2 separate regions of the Homo sapiens genome follow, and region 1 is linked to region 2. Evidence: chromatin loops called from intact Hi-C (ENCODE). Cell type or tissue: Calu3. All regions are shown on one strand. Links, peaks and the distances in the headings refer to the core of each region. The heading gives the core; the rest is flanking DNA.

Region 1 (16,395 bases), core at 2,945-10,944, 700 kb after region 2:
AAAAATCTAATAATCTGATCAAAGATGGACAAAAGATTTGAAAACACACCTCTCAAAAGAAGACATACAAATGGCAAACAGACATATAAAAAGGTGCTCAACATCATTGATCATCAGAGAAACACAAATCAAAATTACAATGAAATATAATCTCACCCCAACTAAAATGGCTTATATCCAAAAGACAGAAAATAACAAATGCTGCTGAGGATGTGGACAAAGGGAACCCTTGTATGCTACCAGTGAGAATGTAAATGAGTATAACCACTATGGAGAATAGTTAGTTTGGGGGTTCCTCAAAAAACTAAAAATTGAGCTACCATATGATCCAGGAATTCCACTGCTGAGTATATACCAAAAAGAAAGAAAATCAGTATATCAAAGAGATTATCTGCACTGCTATGTTTGTTGCCACACTGTTTACAATGGCTAATATTTGGAAGCAACCTAACTGTCCATCAACAGACGAATGGATAAAGAAAATGTGGTATTATACAAAATGGAGTACTATTCAGCCATAAAAAAGAATGAGATCCAGTCATTTGCAACAACATGGATGAAACTGAAGATCATTATGTTAAGTGAAATAAGCCAGGCACAGAAAGACAAACATTACATGTTCTCACTTATTTATGGGATCTAAAAATCAAATCAATTGAACTCATAGACATAGAGAGCAGAAGGATGGTTACCAGAGGCTGAAAAGGGTAGTAGAGGGTTGGGTGGGGGGCAGGTGGAGATGGTTAACAGGTACCAAAAAATTAGAAAGAATGAATAAGACCTACCATTTGACAGCACAATAGGGTAACTATAGACAATAACAACTTAATTGTATATTTTTAAGTAACTTAAAGAGTGTAATAGGATTGTTTGTAACTCAAAGGATAAATGCTTGAGGGGATGGATATCCCATTCTCCATATGTGCTTATTTCACATTGCATGCCTGTATCAAAACATCTCATGTACCCCATAAATATATACACCTACAATATACCCACACACATTTTAAAAGGTAAAAGTAAATAAAAAGAATTAGCTATTGTCATTTCCATTTTATGAATAAAACAATGGGAGCAGAGGACAAATGAAACTATACTTATTCAATGCCACACATTTTATACATGATAGAGATGCTAAATCAAACCTGACTTAAAAACCCAGGTTCTTCATCACCAGGGTATATTGCTTCCTTTAGGTAACTCACAGGAAGTTTTGTAACTCTTTTTGTTGGGTGCTTTAAGAAGTCATCACATTATCTGACTTCAAACTCTGCTGCAAGGCTACAGTGACCAAAACAGCATGGCATTGGTACAAAACAGACATATAGACCAATGGAACAGAAAAGAAAGCCCAGAAATAATGCTGCACACCTACAACCATCTGATCTTCAACAAAGTTGACAAAAACAAGCAATGGGGAAAGGGCTCCCTATTCAATAAATAGTGCTGAGATAACTGGCTAGCCACATGTAGAAGATTGCAACTGGACCCCTTCCTTACACCACATACAAAAATCAACTCAAGATGGATAAAAGACTTAAATGTAAAACCTAAAACTGTAAAAACTCTAGAAGTTAACCTAGAAAATACCTTTCTTGACATAGGACTGGCAAAGATTTCATGATGAAGATGCCAAAAGCAATTGCAACAAAAACACAAATTAACAAATGGGAGCTAATTAAACTAAAGATCTTCTGCACAGCAAAAGAAACTATCAACTGAGTAAACAGACAATCTAAAGAATGAGAGAAAATATTTGCAAACTATGCATTTGATACAGGTCTAATATCCAGCATCTACAAGGAACCTAAACAAATTAACAACCAAACACAAACAATCCTATTAAAAGGAGGGCAAAAGACATGAACAGACACTTTGCAAAAGAAGACATACATATAGCCAACAAGCATATGAAAAAATGTTCAACATCACTGATCATTAGAGAAATGCAAATCAAAACCACAATAAGATACATCTCACACCAGTCAGAATGGCTATTACTAAAAAGTAAAAAAATAACATACTGGTGAGGTTGTGGAGAAAAGGGAATGCTTACACACTGCAGGTGGGAATGTAAATACATTCCGCCATGTGAAAAGCAGTGTGGTAATTTCTCAAAGAACTTAAAACATAATTATTATTTGACCCAGCAATTCCATTATGGGATATATACCCAAAGAAATATAAATTGTTATACCATAAAGAAACATGCACACAGATGTTCACTGCCGCACTACTCACAATAGCAAAGACATGGAATCAACCTAAATGCTTATCAATGGTAGAACTGATAAAGAAAATGTGGTGTATATTTTATATACACCATGGAATACTATGCAGCTTTAAAAAAAAATGAGATCATGTCCTTTGCAGAAACAAGGATGGAGGTGAAGGCTATTATCCTAAATGAACTAACACAGGAACAGAAAACCAAATACTGTGTGTTCTCATTTATAAGTGGGAGCTAAATATTGAGTACATATAGACATAAAGAAGGGAACAACAGACATTAAGGCCTACTTGAGGGTAGAGGCTGTGAGGAGGGTGAGGATCAAAAAACTACCTATTGGGTACTACTATGCTTATTAACCGGGTGATGAAACAATCTGTACACCAAACCTCCATGGCATGCAATTTACCTATCTAACAAACTTGCACATGTACTGAACCTAAAACAAAAGTAAAAAAAGGAATCAATATAAATGCAATGTTTTTGAAACTCATAGAAAACAATCAGAGCTCATATGAATAATGATAATTTACATGTGTATAATCATTTACTAAACTTTCCTGCACATTCTTTTTTTGGAACATCATTGTATGAAACTCGGAGTTTACAATCTGTGTGTTATTTTTAAGCTTCCTTAAAGTTAACACACCCAGAAAAGTGTTTAGGTTAAATTCTACAGAGCAAGTCCAGGGCTTTTCACTGGGAACTATGTTGCCCTAACAACATGTGCTTCACATAACCTCCAACTGGTGACCACACACAATCATGAGCATACTCTTAAAAGACTAATCAGGAGCTTCTAATTTTGAGCCCAGAGAAGTTTAATTGTAGAAAGTTTATTGTTTATTGTGACCTCATTACTCACCTACTAAGATTTCAGAAGTTTGACTATAGATGGATAATTGCCAGCCCAATACTTTGTTTTCTCTTATGTGAATTTGGCCATTTTAAGAACAGGAATAGCTGGGCGCAGTGGCTCACGCCTGTAATCCCAGCACTTTGGGAGGCCGAGGTGGGCGGATCACCTGAGGTCAGGAGTTCAAGGCCAGCCTGGCCAACATCTACAAAATTAGCCGGGCATAGTGGTGCACACCTGTAGTCCCAGTTACTCAAGAGGCTGAGGCAGGAGAATTGCTTGAACCTGGGAGGTGGAGGTTACGGTGAGCCGGGATTACACCACTGCACTCCAGCCTGGGTGACAAGAGCGAGACTCCATCTCAAAAAAAAAAAAAAAAAAACCAAGAATAAAAACCAAAAGTTGTCATTGCTTCCTACAGAAGGATCAGGTAAGTTCAGGCATTCACCCACTCATCCTGTGTCCGGAATTGCTGGGTTCTTGGTCTCACTGACTTCAAGAATGAAGCTGTGGACCCTCGCGGTGAGTGTTACAGTTCTTAAAGGCGGCGTGTCTGGAGTTTGTTCTTTCTGATGTTCGGATGTGTTCGGAGTTTCTTCCTTTTGGTGGGTTCGTGGTCTCGCTGGCTCAGGAGTGAAGCTGCAGACCTTCGCAGTGAGTGTTACAGCTCATAAAAGCAGTGTGGACCCAAAGAGTGAGCAGTAGCAAGATTTACTGCAAAGAGCAAAAGAACAAACCTTCCACAGTGTGGAAGGGGACCCCAGCAGGTTGCCACTGCTGGCTCGGGCAGCCTGCTTTTATTCTCTTATCTGGCCCCACCCACATCCTGCTGATTGGTAGAGCCGAGTGGTCTGTTTTGACAGGGCACTGATTGGTGCATTTACAATCCCTGAACTGGACACAAAGGTTCTCCACCTTCCCCACTAGATTGGCTAGATACAGAGTGTTGACACAAAGGTTCTCTAAGTCCCCACCAGAGTAGCTAGATACAGAGTGTCCATTGGTGCATTCACAAACCCTGAGCTAGACACAGGGTGCTGATTGGTGTGTTTACAAACCTTGAGCTAGATACAGAGTGCCTATTGGTGTATCTACAATCCCTGAGCTAGACATAAAGGTTCTCCAAGGCCCCACCAGAGTACCTAGATACAGAATGTTGATTGGTGCAGTCACAAACCCTGAGCTAGACACAGGGTGCTGATTGGTGTGTTTACAAACCTTGAGCTAGATACAGAGTGCCAATTGGTGTATTTACAATCCCTGAGCTAGACATAAAGGTTCTCCAGGTCACCACCAGACTCAGGAGCCCAGCTGGCTTCACCCAGTGGATCCCGCACCGGGGCTGCAGGTGGAGCTGCCTGCCAGTCCCGCGCCACCGTGCCCCCGCACTCCTCAGCCCTTGGGTGGTCGATGGGACTGGGCGCCATGGAGCAGGGGGTGGCGCTCATCCGGGAGGCTCCGGCCGCACAGGAGCCCACGGAGTGGGTGGGAGGCTCAGGCATGGGGGGCTGCAGGTCCCGAGCCCTGCCCCACGGGAAGGCAGCTAAGGTCCAGAGAGAAATCGAGTGCAGCCCTGGTGGGCTGGCACTGCTGGGGGACCCAGTACACCCTCTGCAGCCGCTGGCCCGGGTGCTAAGCCCCTCATTGCCCGGGGCCGATAGGGCCTGCCGGCTGCTCCGAGTGCGGAGCCCGCCAAGCCCACGCCCACCCGGAACTCCAGCTGGCCCGCAAACGCCGCGCGTGCAGCCCTGGTTCCCGCTGGCGCCTCTCCCTCCACACGTCCCTGCAAGCTGAGGGAGCCGGCTCCGGCCTTGGCCAGCTCAGAAAGGGGCTCCCACAGTGCAGCGGTGGGCTGAAGGGCTCCTCAAGTGCCGCCAAAGTGGGAGCCCAGGCAGAGGAGGCGCCGAGAACGAGCGAGGGCTGTGAGGACTGCCAGCACGCTGTCACCTCTCAATCCCATCCTCAACAAATGTGTATGTAACCTTACTTTTTTTTGCAAACAGGGGAAGGAATATCTTGACATTATTCTTTGTATCTAAGGAAACGCAAATAATTGGTGTTTTTAGTTTGATGTGGCAATCTAATTGGAAGGGCTTCAACTAAATGTTTACAGTTATATTTTCTGTGGGTGCTTACTATTTTGTATCTTATACCTAATATACTGTAACAAAATTATCCATCAATGTCTACGGTCATTCTAAATAATCAGTGAAATCAATGGCATGCATGTAGGTCAATCAAAAAATCGACTGGGCCATCTACTCATAATTTGATTGCACTGTACTTGACTAGCTGTATCTGAAATAACCTACATGTTACAAAATAATCATATCAGCAATTCAGTACTTATTGGGCCAGCCAAAGTTAAAAAAAAGCAGGTTTATTTTATGTCACATTCAAGTTACTTGCTTGCAACTAGACTTTAAAATATAATTTTAAAACACTTTATTTAATAGAAGTATACTTTCCACTGTAATGAATACATCTTGTAAAAATTCAGACAATACAAAAGCACATAAAGTATCAAGTCATCTCATAATACTAACCTTGTTTCTAGTTTCCTAGGCAAATCTCACTTTAACCTTGTAAAGTTTGCTTTTTTAAAGCATCTTCTTTTAAAGTTCTTAAACAATTATATAATCTCAAAATTGTAAATGTAAAAATCAGTAAATTGTTATCTCTGGATGCAGCAATACTTGTCGAGAGGGGGAAAAAACAAATTCTCTCATTTAACAATAAGTAAATATTGTTTACTCTTGCCTCTCAAACACATGTGTTTATTATTTATAAATTCAATTATTGTATGTCTATTCGATATTACAAAAAGTTATTCTTTTTAAGCATTCTTTTCCATGATCATTCATTTAAATTTTTAAATTAAATAATACATTTTAAAAAATTTACCCATAAGAAAATAACTGCTGTAATAAAATATAGAAAGTACATGTTCCAACTCTCTTAAGTTGCTGGACTTACTTTCAAGAGATTATCAGTGGTTCTCAAACTTAAAGTGTGAATTAGAATCACTTGTCAAAACACAGACTGCTGGGCTCCACCTCTGATCTTTCTGAATTAGTAGGTCTGGACTGAGACTCACGAATTCGTATTTTGAATAAGTTCCCAGGTAATCATGGTGGGTCTGATCCAGTGATCACATTTTGAAAACCACTATATAAAAGCATAAATATCACTTCAGAACTCATTTTCTAACTGTTACTGAATCTCGATTTTAATGGACAATTTAGTGCTATGTATATAGAAGTTTTCTGTAAATGCTATTAACTAATCAGTTCTAAAACTAGGTATAAAGCAAACTGGAGTACAAACCTACCAGCTACTAAATAATTCACATTTTCCCCTAGTATGCCAATTGAGAAAATCTTGGCCTGGGTTTCAGAGAGCACAGGTGCATAAAATAGCCTTTGTTATTTTATTTTATTTACTGACAATAACAATTTCAGTCATCCTGATACAGGCAATATAACAGTAAAATAAAATATGCTTAATGAAACATGAATGAACTTGTTGATTCCAGGATTTTTAAAGCAATGTTTTGATAATAGTAGATTGTTATTTTTAAAACAAATGAAATCACAGCTTGATTTTTTAGTTTCATCATAACATTAAGCTCATTTGCCAAAATCTGGAATGTGTATATTAGGTTGTTTCTTTCACCCTGTGTTACTAATTTAAGCAACATGTTTCTTCTGTTTTTCACCCAACACTACGATCAATGTAATCAATTAATTAATTAAAGGAGATGTTTAAGTTCTTTCCCATAGTCGCACCAGTTCTACCAGATTCTGAATGCTACTTAAAATATCAATGAAACTGGAAGAAAATAGTTAATAATTATTCTTTTCCTTTGACAATATGTTATGGTATTCATATGACTCCCTCTGGTGGCAAATGTAGCATGGAATGTTAATCTTTTTCAAGGAATATGCATGTGTACATTTCCTTTCATATAAAGCCAGTGATTCTTTCCTTCCTGTTGTCTTCTCTATATTAATGCTCTCAATATCTGATGTGACCATTGGAAGCTGTCAAAAATGCCCAATTCAGTCAGTATGGAGGTAGACTAAATTTCTGTCAAAAATCATCCTGGAAAATTGTGTCAAATAGTTTATGCATCCTTTTAACAATGAAACCAATACTAAAACAATTAATTAAAGAAAATGACTTCCCAAAATCAAACCTCAAACCCTCTAACTATAGTTAATGACTTCTCAAAATCAAATCTCAAACCCTCTAACTATAGTTAATGACTTCCCAAAATCAAATCTCAAACCCTCTAACTATAGTTAATTCATAGTCACATATAAACTTAGTCTAAGAAAACCTAAGTGTCTGCATCAAAAAATATCCTCAGAGTTTCAGACAAATAAAAGTCAATCAGAGATAAATTTGAATTTTACCTCTGCCACCTGGTGAATGGGTAACCTAAGTCAGATTATCTAACTTTTGTGAGATATGATTTTCATATCCATAAAATTGGATAATGCCTACTTTATGAACTTATTATAATGATTAAACAAGACAATGTTTTTAAAGGCCCATCACTGTGTCTAACATTTAGTAAAACACTCACTATTATTATAGTTATTACTTTAATTAACAAATTGAAGCAAAGGGAATTAGAAAAAAGAGTTAGGAAATTGAGACCTTCCAAGCTCACCCCACCACCAGGCCAGCCCCCATGGACTCAGGGTTCAAGAACCACCCCTGTGCCATGTCAGCCTCCATATCTTCAGGGATCCAGGCTTCAGACAGCTCCTGTGGACACAAGCTTCAGGCCCACCCCATGGGCCCAGGGGACATGACTACCCCAGTGGACCCCAGAACCAGGTTAGCTGCTATGGACCCAGGAGCCAGACCTGCCCTAGTAAAAGGCTCCAAGCACACCCCAGTAGACAAGCTCCAGGCCTGACCCCACAGACCCAGGCACCAGGCCAGCTCCTGTGGACCCAAGCTCCAGGTCCATCCACCTGGATCAGCTGATCTGTATCAGATTAGCCTGCCCAAAACCCTAGCAGCATAAACCTGCTGCCCATGGACCCAACCCATAGACTCTGCCAGACAGTCTTTCCCAGAACCTCTGGATAAGATGACTAGTGAAGGGCTTTACCTGCCAAAGCCAGTCTACAAAGATTGAAATAGGTCTCTACTTGTTCAAATATGCAGTCACCAACATATGGCCAAAAGGATCATGAGTAATCAGGGAAACATGATGCCACCAAGGGAATAAATTAAAGCATCAGTAGCTGGCCCTAAAGAAATGTAGATCTGTGAACTGCCTAACAAAAAACTCAAAACTCAAAATAATTGTAAAGAAGCTCAGAAGGCTGCAAGAAAACAGTTCAAAGCTAAATGAAATCAGGAAAACAATACATGAACAATACATGAAATAAGTTCATCAGAGATAGAAGCCATAAAAAGAACAAAACAGAAATTCTGAAGCTGAAGAACACAGTGACTAAACTGACACATTCCATGGAGAGTTTCAACAGCAGGCTCGGTCAGACAAAAGAAAGAATCAGTGAACTTGAAGACTTGGCATTTGAAATTGCCCAGATTGAGGCAAAAAGAATGAAAGAAGAGAGAGGAAAGCCTACAAGATTTATAGGACACCATCAAGCAAAACAATATATGAGCAAAGAAAGGGGCAAAAAGCTTACTCATTTATTTTTTTAAAATAGACAGATAAAGTTGTATGTATTTTTTGTGTACAATATGTTTTGAAATATATTTACATTGTGGAATGACTAAATTCAGCTAATTAACATATGGATTACCTCAGAGAGTTCATCATTTTCATGATGAGAACACAATACAGTTACTCTCTTAGCATTTTTCAAGAATACAATGTATTATTAACAATAGCCACTGAATTAGTTCTTTTTCATGCTGCTGATAAAGACATACCTGAGACTGGGCAATTTACAAAAGAGAGAGGTTTATTGGACTTACAGCTCCACATGGCTGAGGAGGCCTAGCAATGGTGGTGGAAGGCAAGGAGGAGCAAGTCACATCTTACATGGATGGCAGCAGGCAAAGAGAGAGCTTATGCAGGGAAACTCCCATTTTTAAAACCATCAGATCTCATGAGGCCTGTTCACTATCATGAGAACAGCACAGGAAAGACCCAACCCCATGATTCAATCATCTCCCACCAGGTCACTCCCACAACATGTGGGAATTATGGGAGCTACAAAATGAGATTTGTGTGGGGACACAGAGCTAAACCGTATCAGTCACCATGTTTTCTAACAGATACCTTGAATTTATTCTTCCTGTGTAAATAAAATTTTGTATCCTTTGACCGATATCTCCAACACTTTTATCTCCCAACCACAAAAGCCTTTGGTAACCGTCATTCTACTCTGTACTTCTATGAGAGCAACTCTTTTAATTCCATATATGAGTGAGACTATTCACTGTTAGTCTTTCTCTGGTTGGCTTATTTCACTTTGCATCATGTCCTCCATGTTCACCCATGTTGTAACAAAAGGCAGGATATCCTTATTTTTTTACAGCTGAATAGTATTCCATGTGTATATACACCACACTTTATTCATTCTTCCATTGATGAACACTTAGGTTGATGATTCCATATCTTGGCTATTGTAAATAGTGCTGCAATAAACATGAGAGTGCAGATATGTCTTCAACTTACTGATTTCGTTTCCTTTGGAATTATACCCAGAAGTGGGATTGCTAAATCATATGGTAGTTCTATTTTTAATTTTTTGAGGAACGTCCATAGTTTCCTTAATGGCTGCACTAATTTACATTCCCACCAGCAGTGTACAAGTGCTTTCTTTTCTCCACATCTTCACCAGCACTTATTTTTTAAATCTTTTTGATAATAGTCATTTTAACAGGTGTGAGGTGACATCTCCTTGCAGCTTAAAGTTGTATTTCTCTGTGACATTGAACATTTTCTCACTTACCAGTTGCCCATTTGCATGTCTTCATCTGAAAAATATCTTTTCAGGTCCTTTGCCCTTTTTTGTTTGTTTGTTTTTTGAGATGTAGTCTCACTCTGTCTCCCAGGCTGGAGTGCAGTGGCATGCTCTCGGCTCACTGCAACCTCTGCCTCCCAAGTTCAAGCGATTCTCCTGCCTCAGCCTCCTGAGTAGCTGGGACTACTGGCGCCCGCCACCACACCTGGCTAATTTTTATATTTTTAGTAGAGACGGGGTTTCACCATATTGGCCAGGCTGATCTTCAACTCCTGACCTTGTGATCCACCCGCCTCAGCCTCCCAAAGTGCTGGGATCACAGGCGTGAGACACCGCACCCGGCCTTGCCTATTTTTTAAATCAGGTTACTTGTGTTCTTGCTATTGAGTTGTTTGTGAGCTCCTTATATATTTAGTACATTAACCCCTTACCAGATGTACAGTTTATAAATATTTCCTCCCATTCTGTATAGTGTCTCTTCATTCTGTCGATTGCTTCCTTTGCTGTACAAAAGATACTTAGTTTCAGGTAATCTCATTTGTCTATTTCTGCTTTTGTTGTCTGTGTTTTTGGAGGTCATAAACATAAAGTCATTGTCCATACCAACGTCATGGGGTCTTTCCACTATGTTTTCTTCTATTAGTTTTGTATTTTCAGGTCTTACATTTAAGTCTTTAATCTATTTTGAGTTGATTTTTGTATTCAGTGTGAGATAAGGTTCTAATTTCATTCTTCTGCATGTGGATATTTAGTTTTCCAAACACAATTTACATGAAAAATATAGGCAAAATTTATTTGTCAATAAATAAATTTTTCACTAAAAAAATGAAGAAAATTGAGACTTCTGCCTGATTTTTGTCTGAACCTTTCAGAGCAACTACTTTAGATTAGGTAAATGTGTGAGGTTCAGGTCAGAGTAAGCCCACAAAAGTGAAGAATGGCATTCTTGAATCAACTTCCCAAGTGATTTGCCAAGTGTAGTTTCATACACATATGAAGCTAATCTGTTGTTTAAGAGTGTGGTGTTTTAATACATTAACAAAGCACATCTAACTGCAACAGTGGAATATCAGAGATCTCTCCTTTCATTCAACTTGCCTATAATTCTATAGTTAAGTCAATATGTGCATAATTGTTTCTGAGCTAAGAGGTAATAATTGATTTTTTATTAATTCACTTTTTATTGATTGACTGTGATGTCTGTGTGCACATCTTGATTGATGATGTCTGTGTGCACATCTGTGTTAACAGTTTTGATTGGTCACTTAATATAAGTTACTTGGTCTGCCTCATTTCTCTGTTTGTTTTGTGAACATGTTAATTTTTTGAGAGTTAATGGAATATATGCATGGCCACAAATGTGTATGTTTAAGGATTTTTTAGTTGTTACAAACTTCATTTAGTAAGGTAGACATTTTACATTGTGAATTGTTTAACCTTTCTTCCAAGAAAAAGTGATGCTAATATAGATTGGTCAGGGACAAGAGCATTATAGTTGGGCCATAGTGCTAAGGACATGATCTGTCTTTCATCTGGGATTCTGTTTCTGCTTCTCAATGTCACTTTGTCTTTTTGGATGCCTGCCAATGCAGCTGAAGTAAGAGGGACCAGGGCTGCCCCATTACCTCTTGAGCCATTATCATCACTCTTTCCCCTAGCACTGTCTTTTTTTGTTTTTGTGTCTGTATTTGTTGTGTTTTGTCTTGTTTTTGCCATCAAAGAAGTGCAATCCAATATATAAATATGAATTTAGAGGGAAGCTACTTGGCTTGCTTTGTCTCCTGCTCAGATTAAAACCAAGATGTCAGCCAGTAATGCAAGTGTCCTTTGCCTGACCATGGCTCTGTGCAGATATTCTTATTGACAAACTTGAGGGGAGAATTGGAATGTATTCCTGGGCTTCTGTGTACAAGTTAAGAAAAGAAATTAAGAAAGAATGAGAAGAAATAGCACTCTGTGCTTTTCAACCAATATAAGTAAATTATCTAACAGTATAAAGTAACTTCACAGTAATATAGTCAGCTTCCCAAAGTTAACCATTTCTGGACCTAGCCAAAATTGATAGTCCACTGGCCAAAAAAATCAGCAAAAGGACATTACCAGGGGTGCTTTACATCTTTTACATATATTCAATGACAGAATTATTTTTTATTCCTCCACTCCATTGCTCTACATATATATTCACCAAGCCCTCTTGCCTTGCCTGTCTTCAAAACACCTCTCAAATGTATTCCACATAGGAATTATCATCAATAATTTCTCCCTTTCCTGTACTCTGTCTTGCATAGAATAAATTAATTAAAATTAAAAAGTCAAATCTTTTCATCATAATTTCCAGACTCCCCACAATCTACCTGACATTACCCAATCACTCTCAACTCATATTCTACCTTCTTCAATATCTGTCCTCTCTTTTTCATGAACTTATCTGCCCAACTGTTTTTCCTCCCTACTAAGGAAGTTAAAGTCCTTATTCCTACTTCATCCCCTCTCCTAAAAATTTGTTAGAATATAGGCATTACATTCTACTCTCAAGAAAGAGGAGGGCTACTTCTCAATTATAGTACAAGAGGGTAAAGTATTTAAAAGGATTGAAAAATTACACAAATATGAAGATAGTTCTTTTGGGATTTCTTCTTACCAGGAGACTGGGAAAGTGAGGGCTCCAACCTGTCCCTCTGTTTCCACACAGCTAGGAAGATAGGCATGAAAATCTTTTCCCTCCCCCACACTACACCTGGGCATTGAGGCAAATTCTTTGCCTCTTACACACTCTGCTGTTTCTTTCTTTTTAGAAAAATTTTGGAGAAGCCAAGATGGCAGACTAGAAATAGCTGTGATCAGAGGTTCCCACCAAGAAGAATGAAAACAGTGAATGAATTCTGCACTTTCAGCTGAGGAATCCAGGTTCTCCTATTTTGACTGACTAGGTGGTTGGCATGACCCATGGAAAGTGAGGTAAAGCCCAGGAGCCACGTGGGGCAAGGGGAGCTCCTCCCCAAACCAAGGGAGGTGGTGAATGATTGTGCTATCCCTCCCAGGAAACCATGCTTTTTCCATGGATCTGTGCAATCTGTGGATCAGGTTATCCCCTCGTGAGCCCATGCCACCAGGGCCTTGGGTCCCAAGAACAGAGCTGTGCAGATTCTCAGTAGCCACTTGGCTGCAGACTGCCTAAGACTACCAAGATCCTGGAGGAAGGGGCGGCTGCCATCACTGCCGCCACCTGCTGCCTGAGATGACTGAGCTCCGGGGAGGAGGGGCAACAGCCATCAGTGCAGTGCCAATCTGACCAATAATGAGTTCTGAAATTGAGGTAGTAATAAATAGCCTACCAAGCAAAAAAAAAAAAAAAAGCCCAGGACCAGACGGATTTATAGCTGAATTCTACCAGAGATACAAAGAGGAGCTGGTACCACTTCTTCGAGACTATTCAAACAATTGAAAAGGAAGAACTCCTCCCTGACTCATTTTATGAGGCCAGTATCATCCTGATACCAAAACCTGGCAGAGATACAACAAAAAAAGAAAGCTTCAGGCCAATATCCCTGGTGAACAACTATGTAAAAATCCTCAATAAAATATTGGTGAACTGAATCCAGCAGCATATCATAAAGCTTATCCATCATGATCAAGTCAGCTTCATTCCTGTGATGCAAGGCTGGTTCAACATACACAAATCAATAAATGTAATTTATCACATAAAAAGAAGTAGGGACAAAAAACACATGATTGTCTCAATAAATGCAGAAAATGCCTTCAATAAAATTCAACATCCCTTCATATTAAAGACTCTCAATAAACTAGGTATTGATGGAACATACCTCAAAATAATATGAGCCATTTATGACAAACCCACAGCCAATATCACACTGAATGGGCAAAAATTGGAAGCATTCCCCCTGAGAACCAGCACAAGACAAGGATGCCCTTTCTCACCACTCCCATTCAACATGGTATTGGAAGTTCTGGCAAGCGCAATCAGGCAAGAGAAAGAAATAAAGGGTATTCAAACAGGAATAGAGGAATTCAAACTGTCTCTGTTTGCAGATGACATGATCCTATATCTAGAAAACCCCATCGTCTCAGCCCAAGAAAAGCTTTTTAAGCTGATAAGCAACTTCAACAAAGTCTCAGGATACAAAATCAATGTGCAAAAATCACAAGCATTCATAAACACCAACAACAGACAAGCAGAGAGCCAAATCACAAATGAATTCCTATTAACAATTGCTACAAAGAGAATAAAATACCTAGGAATACATCTAACAAGGGAAGTAAAGGAACTCTTCAAAGAGAGCTACAAACTACTACTCAAGGAAATCATAGAGGACACAAACAAATAGAAAAACATTCCATGCTCATGGATAGGAAGAATCAGTATTGTGAAAATGGCCATACTGTTCAAAGTAATTTATAGATTCAGTGCTATTCCCATTATATTACCATCGATATTCTTCACAGAATTAGAAAAAACTAGTTTAAAACTCGTATGGAAACAAAACAGAGCCCTTATTAGCCAAGACAAACCTAAGCAAAAAGAACAAAGTGGGAGGTATCAGGCTACCCAACTTCAAACTATACTACAAGGCTACTGTAACCAAAACAGCATGGTACTGGTACAAAAATAGACATACAGACCGATGGAACAGAATAGAGAGCTCAGAAATAAGACTGCACATCTACAATTCAAGAAACCTGACAACAACAAGCAATGGGGAAAGGATTCCCCATTTAATAAATGGTGCTGGAGAACTGGCTAGCCATATGCAGAAAATTGAAACTGTACCCCTTCCTTATATCTTATACAAAAATTAACTCAAAATGGATTAAAGACTTAAATGTAAAACCCAACACTATGGAAGCCCTAGAAGAAAATCTAGGCAAGACCATTCAAGACTTAGGCACAAACAAAGATTTCATGATGAAAACGTCAAAAGCAATTGCAACAAAAGCCAAAATTAACAAATGGTATCTAATTAAACTAAAGAGCTTCTGCACAGCAAAAGAAACTATCATCAGAGTGAAAAGACAACCTATAGAATAGGAGAAAGTTTTTGGAATCTATCCATCTGACAAAGGTCTAATATCCAGAATCCACAATGAACTTAAACAAATACACAAGAAAAAAACAACCTCATTAAAGAGTGGGCAAAGGATATGAACAGACACCTCTCAAAAAAAAAAAGACATTTATGCAGCCAACAAACATATGATAATAAGCTGATCTTTAGAGAAACGCAAATCAAAGCCACAGTAAGATGCCATCTCATACCAGTCAGAATGGTGATTATTAAAAAATCAAGAAACAACAGATGCTGGCGAGGCTGTGGAGAAATAGGAATGCTTTGACACTGTTGGTGGGAACGTAAAGTAGTTCAACCGTTGTGGAAGGAGTGTCAAAATTTCTCAAAGACCTAGAACCAGAAATACCATTTGACCCAGAAATCCCATTTCTGGGTATATACCCAAAGGAATATAAATCATGCCGTTATAAAGATACATGCAGACATATGTTTATTGAAGCACTGTTCACAATAGCAAAGACATGGAACCAACGCAAATGCCCATCAATGATAGCCTGGATAAAGAAAAGGTGGTACATATACACCATGAAATACTATGCAGCCATAAAAAGGAACGAGATCATATCCTTCACAGGGACATGGATGGAGCTGGAGGCCACCATCCTTAGCAAACTAATGCAGGAACAGAAAACCAAACACTGCATATTCTCACTTATAAGTGGGAGTTGAACAACGAGAACACATGGACACAGGGAGGGGAACAACACACACAGGGGCCTGTCAGGGGTGGAGAGTGGGGGAAGGGAGAGCATCAGGAAAAATAGCTAATACTTGCTGGGCTTACAACCTGAATGATGGGCTGATAGGTACAGCAAACCACATGGCACATGTTTACCTATATAACAAACCCACATATCCTGCACATGTATCCCAGAACTTAAAATAAAATTTTAAATTCAGAGGGACCTGTGCAGGTTTGTCATATAGGTAAATTGTGTCGCGGAGGTTTTGTGTACAGATTGTTTCAACACCCAGGTAACATGCATAGTACCCTGCAGGTGGTTTTTTGATCCTCACCCTCCTCCCACCCTTCACCCTCAAGTAGGCCCTGGTGTCTGCTGTTCCCTTCTTTGTGTCCATATGTACTCAATGTTTAGTTCCCGCTTATAAATGAGAACATGTGGTGTTTGATTTTCTGTTCTTGTGTTTGTTTAGGATAATGGCCTCCAACTCCATCCATGCTTCTGCAAAGGACATGATCTCATTCTTTTTATGGCTGCGTAGTATCCTGTGGTGTCCATATACCATATTTTCTTT
Region 2 (16,395 bases), core at 4,678-12,677:
CCAAAGTGCTGGAATTACAAGCATGAGCCACTGTGCCTGGCCTCTAGTTGCCTTTTATATATTTCTTACTGATATTTAACTTTATTTCACTGTGCGATTTTAATCTTAGTTTGTTAGAGAATTGATACATTTCAGAATAAGGTAAATTTTGTTAAATGATTTCCATGCACTCAAAAATATTCTGCAATTGTATTCAGTGTTCCCTATATGTTCATTATGGCCAAGTTTGCTTATTATAATTAGTCATGGTTTTATCTACATATTCTTTCAATAACTGAGGAAAGTGTTAGAATTTTCTTGTAACTTGACTGTAGATTTTACTGCTTTTTATTTATGTAGCTTTCTTATTTATAGTTTTGAAACTATTATCAAGTGCATACAAATTTAGAACAATTTTCCCTTCATGGTAGAAGATAACATTAGGAAATATCCTATTTATTTTTAGTAACTCTTTTTGGTTTAAAATCTACTTTTTCTAATATCAATAAAGCTAAACTATCTTTCTCATAGCATAGGTGTTTTAGTCCACTTTTGATGTTATAACAAAATACCACAGACTGTGTAATTTATAATCAATAGAAATATATTTCTCACAGTTCTGAAAGCTATAAGTCCTGGATCAGCTTTTCATGTCTGGGGAGGGCACAGTTTCCCTGCTTCCAAGATGGCGACTTGTTGCTGTATCCTCAAAGATAGAAGACGGAAGAGCAAGAAAGACACAGTCTCTCTGAAGCCTTTTGAAATAAGGGTATTAATGCATTCTTTTTTTTATAAGTAGCCACTACTTCTCCAGTACTGAAACTTAATTATGCAGAAGATTGTCTAGCATGTAGGTTGGCCGGCACAAATGCACAATTAAGGTTAAGAGCCATAGTTCTGATATTGTTGATATTTTAAAATTAAAGTTTTTAAAACAGTGAAACACTTCTTTTTATGTTGCTTTAAATCTATTTAATTAACACACATGTATTTAAGATTTTCAAATGCCATAAATAAGAGATAGCTTTATAATTCAGATTAGTAAGGACTCTAAAGTAGTTTTAGTTTATACTGAATTATTAGTACATTTAAAATTAAATCATTTTATTTTGCATTATGCTCAGGTGCTACTAGTATAGCTGGAAAAAATCTTTATTGCAAGAAACATAATATAAGAAATTGAACTTTGCTATTCTGCAGTGGCTTATTGTGCCCAGGATATGTTAAAATAGCCTATAATAACAAAAACGAATTTGTTAAATATAGGGTAAATTAAATAAAAATGAAGATTGAAATCTAACAGTGAATCTGATATCATAGACAACTTTAAATATAAATATAGGTCTGAATATTTCTAATTGCAAGAAAATTTCCTATTCAGACACATTTAGTAGAGTTTTACAAATATATGTTGCAGCACCATCTAGCAAACTCCTGGTGTATTTACCACATCACAAACATTTTGTTCTTTTTCTGGTAGTGAATATATTTTGCTGAATATCTTCAGAGTTGTGGAAAATTACATTTTTTATGAAGCAGAAGGAAATACTCTCAATGATAACTCATTACATAGACATTCTAAATTTATACTTTTAAATTCTATTTCCTATATATAAGCCCATGCATTAGAATACAATATACATGCTTTTCTTTTTAAACACAACTCCTCGAATATAATTTTAACATATGCCAATATTTGATATTCTCAACTGTTTACTTTATTGGTCTATGGATGAAATAAAACTAAAAGCCTTGTCTATTATAGCTAGGTAAAATGATGTAAATGGGAAAGTTCATAAATCATAAATTTATATTTTAATATTATTATTCTTGATGACAGTGCAGACAGTTTATGAAATGGAGGAGAGTATTGTAAGTGGGAAAACATGAGTTTGGACATAAACCAACTTACTATTTTTATGACCTTAGGCAAATTATATAACCTCTCTCAAATCTTAGTTTCCTGAGCTTCAACCTGCCAACAATGATAACAACAGTAATAATGAGGCATTGAGAAGAAGTGCTTTGCACAGAATATATAATTCAATAGATTATTTTTCATAATTTACCTCCTACTAAGTTGTTTCTGACTATTTTACAGGTGAAGCTATTAAGAAAGTAAACTGAAAAAAAATCATTTATCAAATACTCAATTTGTCTTGACTGCCTAGGTTCATTTTGACTTATTTCAGACAAAAGTTAACATAGTTTGCATACCAATAGCTCAACATGACCAATGGCAAAATAGTCATTTCTGTCAGTTCAGAAAATTGGTTGGAAGTTTTCATTCAGAAAAAGCAACTATTTTATTAACTGAATTGTTCTGTCTTTTCAACTGGTTAAGGTCTATAATTATATCCAGAGGAACAAATCATCTGAAAAGAAAAAAAAAAGCTGAATTCCAGTAGAACATGCTGAAAATAACCAAGTGAATTCAATGAGCTGGTTTAAGTTGCCTGATTTTTAGAAACATAACCCACATTACTAAGATAAAATGTTTTTCCACTAAGCAAATGTACAAGCAAAACAACCTCCAGGTTTTTATGTCTAGAAACTGTTCTTATTGTTTGAATTGATAGCTGATTTGAAGCTTGGGACACAGGCTGGGTTACAAGCGTCATAATGTCAGCCTGTCAACTATCACATTTCTGAAACACAGCATCCAGTTACTTTGGACAGGGAATGGTCTGCTGGATCCTGAGAGTTCAGTCCCTGCCAGCAGTCTTATAATAGCTGAAGGATGCAGACAGTAACCTTTCCATTTAGCACCGACAAAGATTCCACCCAGAAACCCAAAGCCTGGGAAACACCCGCAGAGGTTTAGCTTAAGTCAGAGTTAAAGCTCTAGTTTCAGTTTATTGTATTTTTTGTCCTCTTTTCTTTTTTTAGAAATTAAGAGACGTTTGACTGAACCAAATATACTGTTTATAAACAAAACACTAAGAACCTTGAAAGCACTAATCAAGTCCTATGATTAAAGCTCCCGTGTCAACTGCTTTGCCTCTTGCATTAACATCTAAATAACACCATTCTGATGGCATAGGAACAAAAGAGTACACGTTTATGACTGGACTATATAAAAGTGACAGAAAGAAATTAGCAGTTAAGGCTTTTCAGAGAAGGTTGGCCTCTTTGGTATAACTAAGCAACCTTTGAGAAGCAGACAGTGGTATTTCAGCACTTGAGTACCATGCTTTGCTGGGTTATTTCAGACACTACAAGTAATGTATTGTTTAGTTGTACCCATGTACACCATTAAATGCATCACAGTGTGGCATGGATTCAGCAAGTTTTAGTCATAACATGCCAGCTGGAGAATATTAAGGGGGGAAAATCCGTTTTCAATTTCTGCTTAATGTTCCGGTGATAATAATGTAACTCACTTCTGTAAATGTATTTACCTTTCAAACACGATAACTACTATTCAACATATAGGTAAAAATAGAATTTTCAGTAATGTGGCATTTGCTTACTCCCACTTCTTTACTCAGTTTTTGAATTTTGTTCTTATTCTTCATTGATACATATATGTTTCAACTTTTCTTTCTTTCTCTTTTTTTTTTTTTTTTTTTTACTTCTAGGGTTAATTAACCTTAACACTAGACTGACATTTGCCAGGTTTACTGGAGCAACAAAAATGTCTTTGTAGGCAAGAATTATACAAACACTGTGAATGTATTTTGCAATTGTTTTCCTGAACATTTTATGGCTACTAAAACCTTATGGTGGGCTTTTACAGTAATTATTGTGGCCTATGAAAAATGTGCTTTTTTTTATTTTTGCCATGAAAATAATTTTCATTTGCTTTCCTGCCCCAATCATTAAAATCTACCCAGAGGATTCCTCCTTGTCTACTGAGCATGTCTACTAAGACCTGCTCCATATTTAACTTGCTCTTAGATCACACCATGGCTTGAGAATTCTTTTAATCTCTTTTCCATTTATAACTGTACTGCTTGACCTTTTTTCAGCAAGGTGTCTTGTATATAAAATGTCAGTGAGAGGATTACAGACATGGGACAAAGACATAGTTTAATTAAAAAAGGTCCTGCGAGACTGAAAAAGGTTACTGGCCTAGATCACAAATATTTAATGCCAGATGACTATTTATGAGGCTAAAATAAAAAAAAAAAGAAAAAATGGCCACTAGTAATTGACCAACCATTACATTTGCAATAATTAAATTATATTTCTGATTAAAACTTTTGCTTTGTCCTTATGATAAATTAAAACATTTAAGCTATGAGTCATGCCAGTTAGAAAATTAAAATTAATTCAACATTATTTTAAGGGAGACAATATAACAGAGGTCTATAGACCTGGTTATTTTTAATGTCAAGGTCTGAATATTTTTTAAAATTCATTCATTGCTTAGAAACTACTTATGTGAAGCTACGTATGGTTTGACTGAACCAAATACATCCATGCAACAGGTGGCTTTGCCACCCATTTATCTTTTCATCTTACCTCATGTACATGCACATATATACAAATTAAAATAGTTAACAACTGAGTTATTTAACCACCGATTCAGCAATGACATCAGTTAATCAGATGGGATCCCCAAGCAGTCTAAAAGGATACTGCTATTTAAAACTAGTTTGACTATAAGTATGAAGGCCAGCAGAATTACACACACACATTCACACAGAAACACACACACACACACACACACAGAGTCATGTGCTGCAGAACAACGTTTCAGCCAATGACAAACTGCATAGTCCACAGAGGTTCCATAAGTTTGCAATGGAGCTGCAAATATCCTATTGCCCAGTGACTTTATAGATGTCCAAACATCATAGGACAATGTGTTACTCACGGGTGTGTGGTGATGCTGGTGCTGCCAGTTGATAAAGTCTAGCACATACAATTGTGTATAGTATATAATACTTGATAATGATAATAAACAACTATGCTACTGATTTATGTATTTACTGTATTACACTTTTTAATCATTATTTTAGAGTGTACTCCTTCTTGGAGTACAAAAAGTTAAGTGTAGAACAGCCTGAGGCAGATCCTTCAGGAGGTATTCCAGAAGAAGCATACAGGAAGTGAGAGCTCCCTGTATATAACATTACTGTAATGTTATATAATAAAAAATGGTAACAATCTGCTTTAAGCTAAACCCTTATCACACTTCCTTTCTAAAACTCAAAAGCTTTTTGGAATCAAACATCCCACCTGAGCATTAAGACGGTACTATGCTGCAGGCTTCCAACCTTAGATAATGATTGATCTTTCTGAAACCGTGAGTTAGGAATCTCATTCTTGTTTGTGATCACTTCTTGATATTTGCCCTGATCAAACACTTCCTCATGTGCGGGAGAATTTGCAGTTCTATTGGAGATACTTGTATGTTTTGTGGACATATAGAAGATAGCTTTTGGTGATTTTACATGACTCTAAATTCAAAAGTTCAAAAACTCAGAAATTCCTTAATTAGTAATATATGAGTATATGGCTCTTTCAGGCATTTGAATGTTTCAGCCATAGAAGCACCAACAATAGCAGGGATAGGACAAAAAATAATAGTTTCAAAAAGTTTGATCCATTCAGTATCTGAATGAAATGTATTCAGGAAGAACTCTGGTAATTAGCAGAAAAGAATGTGCTTACTGCTCATTCATTCAATGAATTGATATTTAATTTAATGACTACTATATGTCTGGCACTATGTCAAGTGGGTAAATAAAAATATAAATATTTTCTCTACTTGTGGAATTAAGGGTCTATTGAGGATGAGGAAGTGATAGATTTTTGTCTAATAACCATACTAATAAATATATAATTACAAACCCAGATAAGTGATATCAAATAAGAAATGCTCTATAAAATCTCACTCGAATGAAGATGATCTGGATAGTGGCTGATCCAGATGAGGCATGGTGAGAGATGAAGACAGTACAGCGAGCCAGTTCTCAAGGAAGGCTCAAGGACGAGAATCATAGAAACTTCCAAGGCTTCAGGAGAAGCCAGTCTGGAACAGACATTTTTACAACTTAAGAATAACAAATCTTCCACAGAAAAATAACCTGACTCCCATGAAGAATCAAACTACCATGGTAGACATTTAGCCAAATATGGATATGATAGACAATCTAAAATATTATAAAATAAGCTTTTCAAAATAATTTTTAAAGACAGATAAGCAGGAATGAAAATGTTAATGTATGATAGAATGCTATGGTCACACACAGGGAAACTAGAAAAAAAGACCAAACAAAATGTAAATGTTAATTAAAGAAAAAAATAATTTAATGGAAGAGTTAAACAGATTAGGAACTGCTGAAATGGTATTAGTAAGCAAGATGTTGAAGATGAAGAAATCACTCAGTATATGTCAAAGGCAGCATAGAGAGATGGAATTGAAAATATGATTTTATTAGCCAGGATCCTCCAGAGAAACAGAAGCAATATGATCTCTCTCTCTCTCTCTCTCGATAGATAGATATAGTATATATATATATATAGATATATAGTATAGATATATAGATATATAGTATATATATAGATATATAGTATAGATATATAGATATATAGTATATATATAGATATATAGTATAGATATATAGATATATAGTATATATATAGATATATAGATATATAGTATATATAGATATATAGATATATAGTATATATATAGATATATAGTATATATAGATACAGATAGATTTATGCCTCTATCTATATCTAGCTATATAGATATAGATATATCTATAAATATGCCTCTGTGTGTGTATATGCAGATAGATAGATAGATATGCAGATAATTAAGCAAAGAAAGGAGGGAAAATAGTAAACAAAACAAAGTGATAGAAATAAGTCCAAACATGTGAGGGAGAGACAGAAAGATACAGAGAGAAGAGGGAAGGAAACAGATTTATTTTAAGGAATTGGCTTATGCTATTGTGGAAGCTGACAGTCTCAAATCTTCTGGGCAGGCCAGCAGGCTAGAGACCCAGGGAAGAGTCATGTTGCAGTCTTAAGTTGGAAGGTAGTCTAGAGGCAGAATTTCTTCCCTCTCTGAAGATCTTAATCTCTTCTCTTAAGGCCTTTAACTGATTAAGTGAGGCCCATGATATTGTGAAAGATAATCTGCTTTATTCAAAGTCTACTGATTTAAATACTAATCATATCTTTAAAAAATACTTCAAAATCTAAACTTGTTGTTGACCAATACAACTGGGCACTTTAGCATAGCCAAGTTGTCACATAAAATTAACCATCACAATGAGTGCATATTAAGAGATGCCAAAGATAGAGTGAGAAAGTCTCATGTTTATTTGGAAGGTGTTCCAGAAGGAGAGGTAGAGACTAGCAGTGAAGCAATATTTACAGAAATATTGCCTGAAAGTCTGTCCAAATGTAAGGGAAAAAAATAAAATTTTTGATTTAAGTGGCACACAAATTCAGAGCAAGAAAATGCAATTAATTCCACAATGAGTGGGTTATTATGAAACTGCAGAACATAAAAATAAAAAGAAAACATTTAAAGGTTTCAAAAGAAAAGACACATCATCTACTAAGGAAAGGTAAGCAGAATAAAAACTGTTTTTTACCATCAAGAGCTACCACAGGTAGTGGAAAAATACTTTCAAAGGACTCAGGAGAAATGATTGAACAAATGGACTTTTATACCCAGCTAAATGATTGATGAAGAATAAAGGCAAAATAAAGGCATATTTTTCAGACAATATCTGAGAGCTTTTCAGTTTGTGGATTTTACTGAAAGAAAAATTAACTGATACATTTAAGTATCTACAAAAGAGGATTCTGATGAAAAAAAATGATGATGCACAAAGTGATTTTCCCTAAAGAAATTTTAAACATTTTAATAAAACTCAGTAAGCTTTGATTGCAAAAAGTATCTGGTTTTGAGGACTTCCAAAGCAAGTAGTATCTAAAATACTGGACAGCTACCCTTAAAGAGGGGAGTATGTTAAAAAATAAATTGTTCTAATGTTTTTGAAAGGACAGAGATATTATTGAATGTTCTACTTTGTTATGTCAAGAATGGATGTTAAAAATAAAAGGACAACTGCTAAAGAAAATGAAAATAAAATACATAATTTCTAAGCTAGTAGAAGAATAAAAGGGAAATTACAAAACAAGCAGAAAGTTAAGCAAGAAAGGATGTAAAATCGTAAAAAAAAGATGACAGATGTCCAAATACATGCTAATAATCACAAAAATGTAACCGAATTAATAAAATATAGATTTTAAGATTAAATTTATTTTTGTTCTAGCTTTGTTTCCTGACAGCATCTAAGCATTAAAACACAGAAAGGCTGAAAGTAAAGTGATGATGAAACATACACTGAAAAATACTAAAGAAAAGGAAACTAGTGTTGCTATGTTAATTTCAAATAAAGTCAACTTTAAGGCAGATGATAATCACCTTATGACTAGCCCCTTGAGTCATCTTAAGTAACTAAATTTATATTCACTGGAAGAGAACTACTAACAGAACTTATCAAGCCACCAACTTCTGGAGACTATGACAGATTCTCAGGAAGCTGTCTGGACAGTATCTTAGGGAATGTCATTCTGTTACTAAATATTTTAATATTAGTACTTGGGTAGATAGTTATTCTAGGACAGCGTGATGCATTTGGATACTTTGTCAGCCCAGGGCTTACCCTCTGGTTTGGAAAACCAAACTGATTTAAAAAAAGGCGTAACTAAAAAATAAAAAGGAAAAGGCCACATAGAGGATTTTGACTAAATGACAGATATTCTATGTGTCTGAGACATTTGGATTAGTGCCTAGTTGACCCAGTAAGCTATTATGCAAATCCTACAAGTTCCATTCACCTTAAGTAAGTGCATGCTTTCTGAGGGACTCCTGGTTGCAATTCAGTTTATGACCACTAGATGGCATGTTGCCTTTTTGCAAAGAGCAAACGTCGCAGACCTGTCAAGTAGCCTTAAGAAGGAAAATTACTGAATAAATAGATAGATAGAAAGGTAATTGTGGATAATGGAAGATGGATAGAGAGAGAGAGAGAGAGACACTGTATAGATAGAAAGGTAATTGTTGATAATGGGGGGTAGACTCTGTCATGAATTAAAATTAATTATTATCTACTTAGAGATAAACTATTAACAATGATGCCAATATAGTGATTTCTAAGATCCTTTTCCAATGCTACAATTCTATAATACCATTTGAGACAGCATATAAACAAATTAAACTTTCTCAGACATCGGAAGAAATTTATATTTCCTTTTAAAATTTGTTTTATTTACTGTTTTATAAAAACTCTTTTGTGTTTTACGTATTCCAGATATTTGGCAACCACATCCCAGGTTAGTCTCATTCGTACTTGGCCTGTATAATCTTCTATTTTATCTCCTAGAGGCAAAGACCTATTCAAAGTCTGCCTGAAGATGAGTTCATTGGGCAGTTAGGCAGCTGCTGCTGTGAGATCAACATTTTGTCCTTGTGGTCCCTTGGAAGGCCCCAGGGCTTTCCTTTTTCTCCAGAGGTGTGCCCCCACTGCTGTTTCAGATGCTAGGATTTCATCCAATCATCTAGTCTGCAAATGTCTGTCTTTGCCTCTTCCATTTCTAGCACTTTGACTTTTGCTGCATGTCTTGACCTGGACAAGTCACTTCATTTCATTGAACCTCTGTTCCTTCACCTGTGAATTAGAAAAAGTGTAACTTGCCTCCCATGGTTATGTGAGAATCCAAAGAGATAATGTGTAAAGTACCTAAAACATGGGCACAGATTGACATATACATTAAAGAATTACATTTTTGAAATTCTGAGAAAAAAATTCAGAGATAACATGAAATTCTGACAAAACAATCTCAAAAAAGCCTGATTCGAAATAATGAAGGGGATAACTAGCAATGCCAATGGGGCTATTCACGTATTCTCTTAGAAGTTCAGAAATTAAAAGTACAAATACACTTCCCAAATGGATTATCATGATTATACAAATTTGATCCAACTCCTCTATCATATATTCATTCCAACAGGTTTGATCTTGTATATACCTATTAAACCTGTGATTAAATAACTACTTTAAAAAAAAGGACAAGTAAAAATTGTTGCTATGGGCTTTTGAAATAGAGTTAAGACATTTAAAGCCAGAATTAAGTAAGTTTTGAGAAGAAAACTAGGATAAAATATCATTCAGCTGAACGTATGAAAAAAGACTTAAGAATATTAATTAGGTGAACATCAATGTTAGCTACCTGTGTGATGAAGCTGACCAATAGGCTGACATTACCTTTAGGCCCCTTAACAGAAATAGTGTCTGCAATGAGGAAGGTGTTAGTCCTATTATGTTTGGCTCAGGTCACATCTCAAGTAGAGTATAGTATTTGTTTCCAAGTGCAAACACTATCAAAAGTGTACTGGCTGGCATACCTTAAGACATAGATGCTGATGGTCTGGATTAGTGGGAGATAGGGGGTTCCAAAGGAGATAGGCTTACTGGGGTTTGAGAAAGTCCACTTTTGTGGCCACAGTTTGCTATTTGAAGGTCCCAGATAAAGTCAGTAGTCAAAATTGGGAGGTGTGTAAAGTTGCCAGATAAAATCAAGAATATACTTTAGTTGCGTGGGACATACTTTTATACTAAAAATTATGTTTTACTTATCTTAAATTCAAGGTAATTTATATAATTAAATATGTCCCTTGCAACTAAAGTCTATTCATTGGTTATCAGAAATTTAAATTTAACTGGGTATCCTGTATTTTTATTTGCTAACTCTGGCAACCCTGGGGATATGATATAAGGATGGGGATGTTCAATGAGCAGAAAACACAATGACAATGATTTCAGAGAAGAGATAGTTAAAATCTATATTAATGAATGCAATATTGCAGCAAAATGAGTCTTTCAGCGTTTGATTCATATTAATACAAGTATCTTATTGTAGACAATGGTCAGAAGTTATATAAAATTAAAAGTCATTGACATTTAACTCATTTTAAATACTAAAGCTTATGAACACTAGAACAATTTCCTTTGCTAGTACCAGCCTGGCCATGTTCAGACACTTCAGTTTCCTGTACCTGCCGTGTATCCCAGCTGCATATCTGCAGAGTGCAGTTGGTGGACATCAGCTTCTTCCTGCCCTCTTAGGCTTCCTTGATTAGAGCCTTTGGGAGCATTGTGTAGCCACAGCCTATTCTCTTTGGCTCCTACTCAGTTGCAGGTCTGACTTTTTTTTTTTTTTTTTTTTTTTTTTTTGAGATGGAGTCTTGCCTCCGTCACCCAGGCTGGAGTGCAGCGGGGCGATCTCGGCTCGCAGCAACCTCCGCCTCCTAGGTTCAAGTGATTCTCCTCCTGCCTCAGCCTCCCGAGTAGCTGGACTACAGGCACTCACCACCATGCCCAGCTAATTTTTGTGTTTTAGTAGAGACATGATTTCACCATGTTGGCCAGGCTGGTCTTGAACTCCTGACTGCAAGTGATCTGCCTGCCTCAGCCTCCCAAAGTGCTGGGATTGTAAGCATGAGGCACCGTGCCTGGCCTGTTCTGACTTTTCTTACAGACTATGCAGGCTGTAACTTCACTCCTTCCCTTCTCTAGAGGTGACTGAAAAGACCTCAGAGGTTTACACTTCAGGTGCCCACTGAGTGGTCCAGAGGTGATGGGGTGCTTTGTGATTAGGGTGCCAGTGTTAGAATGAATGCAGGGAGGCAGGGAAGGGGATGAGAAAGAGAATGTCATGAGTCACCAAAGGTAAATGCAGCAGCTGACTGATGTTTGAAATAAGATTCATGCCAGCAAGACTGAACATTGCAGTATTATAAATGTGTGAAATCCTGGGCAATCAGAGCACACAGAACAGAAAGAAAGTTAGTATAAAGAAACTCTGAAAGTAAAGTATAGGACACTAGCCATAGCAACTGAGATCTTGAGAATTTTTACAGCTAAATTTAAATGGAACAAGAACAAAGATTTTGACACATATCACATTAGAATTGGGAAACGAGCAAAGACTGGATGAGCAGAAAAGCTGATGGTGCTCAGCCATAGCTTTCCATGTCTCTCCTGCCCATGATTATCCTTGGTGGTGGTGAAGGAAGTTTCCAAAGTACATTTCTCAGGGCACTACTCCTCTGATATGCTCCATGAGCAGAAAAATAGATTTCTAAGATTATTTTTAGAAAACACTGTGTGTTATATTCTCCACCTTGAGGATGATTATATTGCACATTAACATATTAAAAGTTTTGAGAAGTCCTGCAGGGTTAAAAAACAAAAAGTCATTTGACTTGGTTCCTTCCAGCATTTGTGTTTGACCACATGACTTTCTCTGGGTGCCACATCTAGTAGTATCTCACAGAACAAGCATTCTGTAAAATCACTGTGTGGGGTGTGGGGTGGGCGGCATATTACTGGCATATGTGGATCAATACTCTGCAGCTTGTCTACCAGGAAGAATTCCAAAGAAAAATATCCAGCATTGTGAAAAGAAAAATAATAATACTTTTAAAAATATGTAAACTTTAGAGAAGTGCAAATTGAAAATCAAAGTTCAAATAATTTGCTCGATGTCACTAGCTCATAAGTAATGGAGGCAGGATTTAAATGTAGGCATCTGGATGCCCCAAGCCTACACTCTTAACTAGTCTAAAAATAGCTGTTCTTTCTTCCCACATATATTTATTAAATATGTAAAAATATGATGGATAATAAGTATATCATGGCCAGGCACTATGTAGGCACCTTTGACACATCCGTGGATAAATAGACAAAATTCCCTGCCCTTGTGAGCTTATATTTGATGATGGGATACAGTGATAGGTTAACTCAAATAAGTTAATTATATAGTTGCCCTATAATTCTATAGATGCTAGTAAGCAATAAGAGCTATGGAAACAGATAGAGTAGGAAGGCCAGGGCATTCAGAGTGAGTAGGGGAAGATTATCATTTACCACAGGGAGGCCAAAATGGGATTCATTGAAAAGGGACATTTGAGCAAAGAGTCAAGAAGGTAAGGGTGGGAACAGTGTAAATATCTGGGGTAAGAGTATTCTAGTCAGAGGGCATGGCCAAGGTAAAATCAGGAGCATGCCCAGTGTATTCCATGATGAACAAGGGGGCCAGTGTGGTTCGGTCAGAGTGGGTGAATGGAAGGGTAGGAAGGCAGGAGGTCAGAGAGGAAATGAGGAGCCTGCAGTGCAAGACCTGTGTAAGAACTTGGGCATATGACAAACAATTGAAAAATAATGAGGGATTTATAGACTGAGGAAAACAAGACATTGTGAATCCGATAGCTATTTTCATTCCAGAAGGTGTACACTTGGATGCTATATTGATCTTGCTCAGGGATTGGCCTTGGGGGCTGCAAATATATATAACATAGGGGAAGATATGGGGAGGTAGATTTGGCTTAGATTTGAGGAAGCACCATCTGACCATTTGAAAGAGTCCTTTGAATGAAGGAACAAGTTCCCACAGGAAGGGAGGACCTTCCATCTTAGTGTTATTCTAGCAGAGACTAAGTTTATTTGGGAAAGAAGAACAGGTATTTAGGTATAAAACAAGCGATTCAGTGATAGAGCTGCTAAGATCTCTTCCAAATCTAAATTCTGTGATTCCATACAAATGGCTTTAGATGTATTTGCAAGTCAATGAAATATAATATTGATTGCTTTTTAATATATATAACATAAAATTGACTATACCAGTTTAAACATTTTTTGAAGTGTACAGTACAAGAGCATTAAGTACATTCACATTATTGTGCAATCAATTCCACCATTCATCACCAGAACTTTTTCATCATCCCAAACTGAAACTCTGTACACATTAAGTAATAACTTGCAATTTCCCTCTCTCCCCAGCCTTTGTAGACTAAAAACACTATTCTACTTTATGTCTCTATAAATCTGACTATTCCTAGTACCTCACATAAATAGAATCTTAAAATATTTGTCCTTTGTTTCTGGCTTATTTCAGTTAGCATAAAGTCTTTGAGGTTCATTCATATTTTATCATGTATCAGTGCTTCATTCCTTTTTAATGTTGAGTTACATTCCATTGTAGGTGTATTAGGGTTCTCCAGAGAAACAGAACTAATTTCCATATTAAGAGATTTATTATAAGGAATTGGCTCACATGATTATGGAGGCTGGAAAGTCCAAAATCTGCAGTGTGGACTAGCATGCTTGAAACCCAAGAGCTAATGGTGTCGTTTCCACCCCAAGGCCAGCAGGTGGAGAGACAGGGGAGCTGATGGTATGCATGAACTCCGAAAGTAGTCTGCTGGAGAACTGCCTCTTGCTCCAGAAGGTCATTCTTTTTGTTTTATTCAGGACATCAGCTGGTTGGATAAGACAAACCCCCATTATGGAAGGCAATCTGCCAACTCAGAGTTTACCAATTTAAATGTTAATTTCATCCCCAAACATTCTCCAAGTTGACACATAGAATTAACCATCACCCGTCAAAAGTGGTCTACAAAGAACTTAAACAAATTTACAAGAAAAAATCAAACAACCCCATCAACAAGTGGGCAAAGGATATGAACAGACACTTTTCAAAAGAAGACATTTATGCAGCCAACAGACACATAAAAAAATGCTCATCATCACTGGTCATCAGAGAAATGCAAATCAAAACCACAATGAGATATCATCTCACACCAGTTAGAATGGCGATCATTAAAAAGTCAGGAAAGAGGTGCTGGAGAGGATGTGGAGAAATAGGAACGCTTTTACACTGATGGTGGGAGTGTAAACTAGTTCAACCATTGTGGAAGACAGTGTGGTGATTCCTCAAGGATCTAGAACTGGAAATACCATTTGACCCAGCCATCCCATTACTGGGTATATACCCAAAGGATTATAAATCATGCTGCTATAAAGACATGCACAAGTATGTTTATTGCAGCACTATTCACAATAGCAAAGGCTTGGAACCAACCCAAATGTCCATCAATGATAGACTGGATTAAGAAAATGTGGCACATATACACCATGGAATACTATGCAGCCATAAAAAAGGATGATTTCATGTCCTTTGTAGGGACATGGATGAAGCTGGAAACCATCATTCTGAGCAAACTATTGCAAGGACAGAAAACCAAACACCGCATGTTCTCACTCATAGGTGGAAACTGAACAATGACAACACTTGGACACAGGGCAGGGACCATCACACACCGGGACCTTTTGTGGGTTTGGGGGATGAGGGATGGGTGAGGGATAGCATTAGGAGAAATACCTAATGTAAATGACAAGTTAATGGGTGCAGCAAACCAACACGGCACATGCATACATATGTAACAAACCTGCACGTTGTGCACATGTACCCTAGAACTTAAGGTATAATAAAAATAAAAATAAAATAAAGTAATAAAAATAAAAACAAAAAAATTGATAAAATCTTTATGTGATATCATAACCCTTAAAATATTTTATATGTAATTGACAGTGCTCTTTAGTAACTATGAAAAAGCCCTTAATTGCTATATAATCTAATAAAGTGATTATGTCGATGGTTAAAAAAAAAAGAATTAACCATCACAGTAGGAATATATTGCATTGTGTTTATTGAATCATCAGTTGATGAACATTTTGGTTGTTCCTGCCTTTTTTTCCTATTGTGAATAAAGCTGCTATGAACATGGCACAAATATCTGCTTCTTGAGTCTCTGCTTTCAATTATTTTGAAGGTGAACTCAAAAGTAGATTTACTGGATCACGTGTTAATTCTATATTTAATTTTTTGAGAAACCTCCATACTGTTTTCCACAGAAGCTACACCATTTTAAATCCCAACCAACAGTGCATAAGAGTTTCAATTTCTGCACATCCTTGTCAATACTTGATATTTTCTGGTTTTGGTGTTTTTTTTGTTGTTGTTGTTGTTTGTTTGTTTTTAATCACCATTCTAGTGGGTGTGAAGTGTTATCTCATTGTGGTTCTGATTTTCATTTCCCTAATGATTAGTGATATTTGGCATCTTTCCTGGGCTTACTGGTCATTTGTTTATCTTTTTGGAGAAATGTCTATTCAAGTTCTTTGGCCATTTTAAAATCAGGTTGTTTTCTTCATTTTGAGTTGTAGTAGTTCTTTATATATTCTGAATATTAATTTTTTATCAGAGGTAAGATTTGCAAATATCTTTTCCTATTCTGTGGGTTGCATTTTTGCTCATTGAAAATGCCCTTTGATTCACAATAGTTTTTAATTTTGACAAGTCCAAATAATATAGTTTTTCCTTTGTTACCTATGCTTTTGATATCATATTCAAGAAATCTGCTAAATCCAATGTTATGAAGCTTCCTCCTATGTTTTTTTCTAAGCGTTTGGTAGCCTTTACTCTTAACATTTAGGTCTTTGATTCATTTTGAGTAATTTTTGTATGTGGTATAAGGTAAAGACCCAACTTTATTCTTTTACATGTAGATATTTAGTTTTCCCAGTGCCGTTT

The links. Peaks named below come from ENCODE experiments on the same cell type or tissue, not always from the same donor. Only the 100,000 strongest peaks of a DNase experiment are listed, where the experiment ranks them.
Region 1: a loop joins it to region 2, with 14 times the contacts of the local background. A loop is called at or near these places in 5 of 110 quality-filtered maps.

What each region holds. Positions count from the first base shown.
Region 1 is chr7:113,005,804-113,022,198 of GRCh38, reverse strand. No RefSeq gene overlaps it. Among named protein-coding and RNA genes, the nearest start is that of HRAT17, 18 kb to the right of the region's middle. In Calu3, for the core only: no CTCF peak of the experiment used is centred there; no DNase peak of the experiment used is centred there.
Region 2 is chr7:113,702,946-113,719,340 of GRCh38, reverse strand. No RefSeq gene overlaps it. Among named protein-coding and RNA genes, the nearest start is that of PPP1R3A, 210 kb to the left of the region's middle. In Calu3, for the core only: a CTCF peak has its summit at 8,833 (motif pointing right); a DNase peak (open chromatin) is centred at 8,870.